2 separate regions of the Homo sapiens genome follow, and region 2 is linked to region 1. The links are chromatin loops, found by intact Hi-C in ENCODE. Cell type or tissue: Caco-2. All regions are shown on one strand. Each heading gives the region's core, and the rest is flanking DNA. Links, peaks and the distances in the headings are about the cores only.

The links. Peaks named below come from ENCODE experiments on the same cell type or tissue, not always from the same donor. Only the 100,000 strongest peaks of a DNase experiment are listed, where the experiment ranks them.
Region 2: it touches region 1 in a loop (3-fold over the local background); 2 of 110 quality-filtered maps call a loop at or near these places.

The regions. Positions count from the first base shown.
Region 1 is chr11:74,067,968-74,070,886 of GRCh38, forward strand. All of the region lies in intron 24 of C2CD3 (C2 domain containing 3 centriole elongation regulator), which reads right to left. Among named protein-coding and RNA genes, the nearest start is that of UCP3, 60 kb to the left of the region's middle. In Caco-2, for the core only: no CTCF peak of the experiment used is centred there; a DNase peak (open chromatin) is centred at 1,294.
Region 2 is chr11:74,121,405-74,124,323 of GRCh38, forward strand. It overlaps C2CD3 (C2 domain containing 3 centriole elongation regulator), which reads right to left. Exons shown (of 33, transcript NM_001286577.2): 8 at 1,584-1,731. Among named protein-coding and RNA genes, the nearest start is that of C2CD3, 48 kb to the right of the region's middle. In Caco-2, for the core only: a CTCF peak has its summit at 1,708; a DNase peak (open chromatin) is centred at 1,677.

The DNA of each region.
Region 1 (2,919 bases), core at 102-2,601:
TTTTGATCTAGCATTTGGTCCCTGGGTGCAGAGAGGCCCTGTGGCAATGGCTATGACGAGAGCTTCTGATTCTTAGATTTCAGTTTTGGCACTGTATTCTGAACTTAAAAGATTTAGTGGTTCCCTCCTAGAAGTTTAGCCTAGAGCTCACTCCTCTAGCCCTTCTAATGACTTAAAGTACCTTAATATTCTATATTAAACTCCTCTCTGCTTAAAATGGCTGGAGTGGGTTCCATTTCCTCTGCCTGATATAGCTTTCATCTCTCATTCTTTCTCCCATTTTCCTTTTTCGGTCTTAAGCTTCAACTAATTTCTTCCAATAAAATGTCATAAATCCTCACAATTAGGAAGAGATAACCTGGCTCTACCACAGCAGCTCTCACATATTGTATAATAATCTGTGTTTCCCTCACTAGACTGAGAGCTCTTTGAATGCACAGAGTATTCCCAAGGCCCTTATTAAATGTTTGCTGACTTCCCACTGCCCTTTGTCTACAGATAGTTGCCCAGGGTTAGAGAGAGGAGTTGCCTTGTCTGCTTGCAGTACATACCCACAGAAGATAGCAACATCTTCTCAAGAAAGCTCTGAGGAAGATCAGCAGAGAGGACCAATCACTGTTCCCAGAGGCAGGACACCTAGGTTCCAATGTAGTCTGCCATTGCTTTAGTGTGACATATTGGATACACCACTTCATTCTGGCTAACTGGGCCTCGGTTTTCTCATCAGAAATAAGTGCTCTCAAACCACCTTCCACAGTAAAATTCTAATTCTAGATATATATCAACCTTGCTCACATCTCTCATGGCACTACCCCCATCCCTCTGGTTTATTTATTTATTTATTTATTTTTTGAGACGGAGTCTCACTCACTCTGTCGCCCAGGCTGGAGTGCAGAGGCACGATCTCGGCTCACTGCAACCTCCACCTCCTGGGTTCAAGTGATTCTCCTGCCTCAGCCTCCTGAGTAGCTGGAATTGCAGGCTTGCGCTCAGCTAATTTTTGTATTTTTAGTAGAGAAAGGGTTTCACCATGTTGGCCAGGCTGGTTTTGAACTCCTGACCTCAAGTGATCTGTCTGCCTCAGCCTCCCAAAGTGCTGGGATTACAGGCATAAGCCACTGCGTCCGGCCATCCTCCAGTTTATTTTTAAAGCTGCTATTTGCTAAAGGCCTTGAAACAAAACTATTTTGACTTTGGAAGAAGATAGTTCCTTATTTAGTCTTGAACAGACACATTCCTTTTAGCCAAACAGGTGGGTGAAAAAGAAATCAGCTTGGGAGAGCAGGTCTATCAGGTTTCTCTGGCTCTCCTCTTGTAGGTGGAAATTCATCTGGGCCTGTTTACATTCTGAAAAAGGTCAAGTTCTGAAATACTTTTGGAAGCAGCCCAAAAGAAGGCTGCTATACCCCCCACAGGGTTGGGACACACATTAAGAAGACCTGAGGTGAACCAGTTATGCCATTTAAGAATTTTATGCATCAAGAAAGGTGTAATTGTTTCAGTGAGATTAAAATAACAACTTCTCATATTTAGATAATGCGTTACAGCTTGCACACTGTTTTCTTACACACTAAAGTTGTGCTGATAACGTCTCTGAAAATCGCATAAGATAGGCATCTCTATCCCTATTATAAAAATAAGGCAACCAAGGAACAGAGAAGTGGCTTGCTCATCACATACCTGGTTAACTAGCATTGAGAAGAACCACGGTTTCCTGACTCGTACTTTAGATTTTTTTCCATTGCAATCATTCTAATTATCTCCATCTGGTTAAGAGAAGTGCTCTCCCTTTGGCCTGGAGTGAATGGATGGAAACTTCCCCCTTAAGCAATGTCCAATTTTTTATGTTAATAAAAACTTAGCCCAGCAGGTGTATTAAGCTAACATTAGCTGACACCTCCTCTGTGTCACACCTGTACAAGGTGAGTCAGATTTGATTCTTGATCTGCGGGAGACAAACACAGACAGATAATTACAACCCAATAAGATAAAGACTATGCTAAAAGCACATGGGAACCCAGAGGTGTCCTGAACTCTGCCTTGATGGGCTAAAGAATGCCTCTAAAAGTTGATAATATTGAAGCTGATTTTACTTTTTACTGAGTATAACTTATGCTACTTCAAATCATTTTACCTCTCTGTTCCTTATTTGTCTCATTTGTAAAACAGGGCTAGAAATACCTGTTTTGTCTAATATAAGTATACAAACCTTAAGAGTATTGAAGCTGATCTTAACCGAAGGTTCCTCAGAGCTTTTTCTAACATAAGTATCCAAGAAGTTCTTTTATTTTCAGAACCAGGACTACAGTGGTGACCACAGACCATTTCAGAGCTGCTTCAGAACTCAGCTTTGCTGAAGGCAAAGCTCCTAATTTGGGGCTGTTTGTGAATCCTCTGCATAAAGGTTTGCATGAAGGAACCACTCATTTCCTTCCTTAAGAAAGAGCTTCCAAGGCATAAAAAGGACAGACACTCTGAGAACACTATTAAGGCAAGAGGAAAGTCAGAAGTACAGAGTGTAGAATCATGGTCTCCTACCAGAAAGTTTCTGTCGCCTGTTCTCCATTCTTGCTGCCACCTTGCTTGTTTAGGCTTCAGAACTTGAACTAATGTGACGGCCCTCTCAGTGATTGCTGCTTTCGGTATTCTCCAGTATCTTTTTCATACTGCCACCAAGATTTCATGTCTGGTCAACAAATATGACCTTGCCTCTCCACAGATTAAGATTTTGTTGGTTTCATCTCACCTGCAGTGTCAGTCATGTAGCATACAAAATGCTGCCTATGTAGCCTAATTAGTCTTTCCAGCCCCATTTCTCACTACTTTTTACTCACATTTAATGACCTTTTTTTGGCCAATGTCCCATTCTCTCATACTACCAAGCTTTTGAGCATGCTGTTTCTTCTCATTAGAATGCCT
Region 2 (2,919 bases), core at 244-2,743, 54 kb after region 1:
AAAACCAGCCTGGCCAACATGGTGAAGGCCTGTCTCTAATAAAAATGCAAAAATTAGCCAGGTGCAGTGGCATGTGCCTGTAATCCCAGCTACTCGGGAGGCTGAGGCAAGAGAATGGCTTGAACCTGGGAGGTGGAGGTTGCGGTGAGCCGAGATCATGCCTCTGCACTCCAGACTGGGTGACAGAATGAGAGACTCCGTCTCAAAAAAAAAAAAAAAAAAAAAGAATTAAACAAAATAATGAATTAAAAACAGTATTTAGTGTTCTATTAGTTTCAGCCATAAAAACACAAAACAAACAACCCCCCCAAGTATTTAATAAATGACAGATAAGATGTGAAGTCCCTAGCACACAGAAAATGGGTAATAAATGTGTAATAAATATTTCCTCTTTATCCTATAGGGAACACAGTATCAGTGATGACTGTGAAGGTGGGAAGTCATGAAATCCTAACAGTTCCTAATGTCTTTCCCGTCCACCACCTCCTGTCCAATTCCACTGCAGGTACTCTCATTCAGGCATTCTGTCTCATGCTTCCCGTAGCCCAGTGGCTTCCTATCTGCTTCTCGTTATTCCCTCTTCAGTCTGCCCCACTGTAGGGTTGCCAGACACAGATTCCTAGAACACTCTTGTGATATGTGATTTCCTCTTCACCTGACATGAAAAGCCTTTCACAGATTGGCTGCAATGTGCCAGCCTGCCTTATCAACTCCTTTTCCACACAAATTCTCATCTAGTCAATTGGGTCCCTTGTAGCGCAAAAATGTGTTTTTCTGCACAGGTCATTCTTTCTACGCCCATTTTGTATCTTTTCTCTGCTTCTCAAAACACTATCTTTCAATCTCAGTTAAAACCCTTTATTCTTCATTATGGTTTTTCCCCACAATCTCATGTAAAAGTTTTCCCTGCTTCTTCCAAACTGTGGTAGCCCTCACTGGCTTACTACTGGGCTGATATAAACTACCTTGTATTTCAGTATCTTTTTTTGACCTGGAGAAAAGGAAAATCAGGAGTATGAACCTTCACACATATAAATAACTACTTGTGGAACAGGGATTGGACATAGTATGTATAGATTCTAGAAGATGCTAAGCCAATGAAAAGAGCATAAGGCTTGATAGAAAAAAGAACTTTGAAAAAACCAGAGCTGCCAGAAAAGAGAATCCCTGTCTTACAGGCCAGAAGAGTTTTGTCTCCTGTGAGTAAGAAGTGTTTTTGGAATATTTTTAACAGATACCAGTTAAGGATGGTTCTGAGGGTATAACTACATCAGCTCTTCCTTATAAAAGCTCTAAGGAAACCATAAAATATATTAATTAAACCATAGGCTTTGGACTCAGGCAAATGTGAATTTGAATTCTGGCTCTAATACTTATTTGCTATATGTTCTTGCACAAAATATTCAAATCCTACTAGGCCTGTCTCAACATCTGTAAAATGAAGATAATACTTTCCTCTTGAGGTTGTCATTAAAATTAAGTAAGGTAAGTTATGTAAAATGCATAGCTGTCATGCCTGCAGCTACTAATATTATTAATACATTTGTTCTCTAATTCTCAATGCTTCAGGTTCAGTGACTTACAGGTGCTGTATAAAATAAATTCTCCAGAAGACTCTGGTCATACTGAGGGTCATTCAGCTCACTGATGCAATACACATCACTCCCAGGAGATGGGGAATCTGGAGGAGAGCCTAGCCCATCCCAGAAATTGCCTTGGGATAATTCAGCACTGCAGAGATAAGAAAACAAAGCAGAAGAATTTTAATAGAAGTTTCAGCTGAACTATTCTCTCTTTAGTGAAACTTTCTGAGGTTCTAAATGTGGAAGGAGATATGTTAAACAAAAGACTCACATTAAACAAAAGACTACTGAATAAATATTTCCCAATTATACTACCCCTCCTCTGGGATGCTAACAACCAGTATTCAGAAACACACTACTGACACTGATTGTGATCTCATTCATGTATTCAACAAACATTTATTGGTCACTTATTATGTGCTAGGTCCTGGAAGATATAGAGGTGGCTAAGCTAACACAATCTGTACTCTTGTATTATTTATAGTCTGATAGGGAGAAAAAAGGGTATAATTCAATGAGTTAAATATTATATATCGATTTTGCAAAAAATTCACAGATACACCCACTTCCAATAAACAAAAATACGTGTATTTAGGACTAATTATGGTGATATTAGTTCTATATCGAATACAAAAAATGAATAAAACACAGTTTACAAACTAATAGGAAGATAAGCATATAAGTAACTATAAACTCAGAATTTTGAAGGAACAAATACTCCTTTTTTTTTTGAAATCCCACGCTGGTATCTTTTTTTTTTTTTTTTTTGAGGTGGAGTTTTGCTCTTATTGCCCAGGCTGGAGTGCCATGGCATGATCTAGGCTCACTGCAACCTCTGCCTCCTGGGTTCAAGTGATTCTCCTGCCTTAGCTTCCCTAGTAGCTGGGATTATAGGTGCCTGCCACCATGCCTGGCTAATTTTTGTATTTTTAGAGATGGGGTTTCACCATGTTGGCCAGGCTGGTCTCTAACTCCTTAGGTGATCCACCCACCTTGGCCTCCCAAAGTGCTGGGATTACTGGTCCCTTTTTTGATAGCAATTTTTACTTTCTAACTTTCTTTCAGGTCCTTGTATAAATTCCATATTTTCCCTCAAAGTTTAGGCTCCTTGAGGGCAAAGTATGCATATATTTCTGTTTCTCCTACAGTAATTAACATTTAATAAGCACCTGTTAGTGAACTTAATGATTTCTTAATGAACATGATGCCAGGTACTGTAATACACATTTTATTTATTATTTCTTTCCATGTTGCTTCCTTTCAAGCTAGCTGCTATACTTTTTTCCTTAATTTCTCAAGAAAATAGTATATAATCACTACCTTCAAATTAGACAGT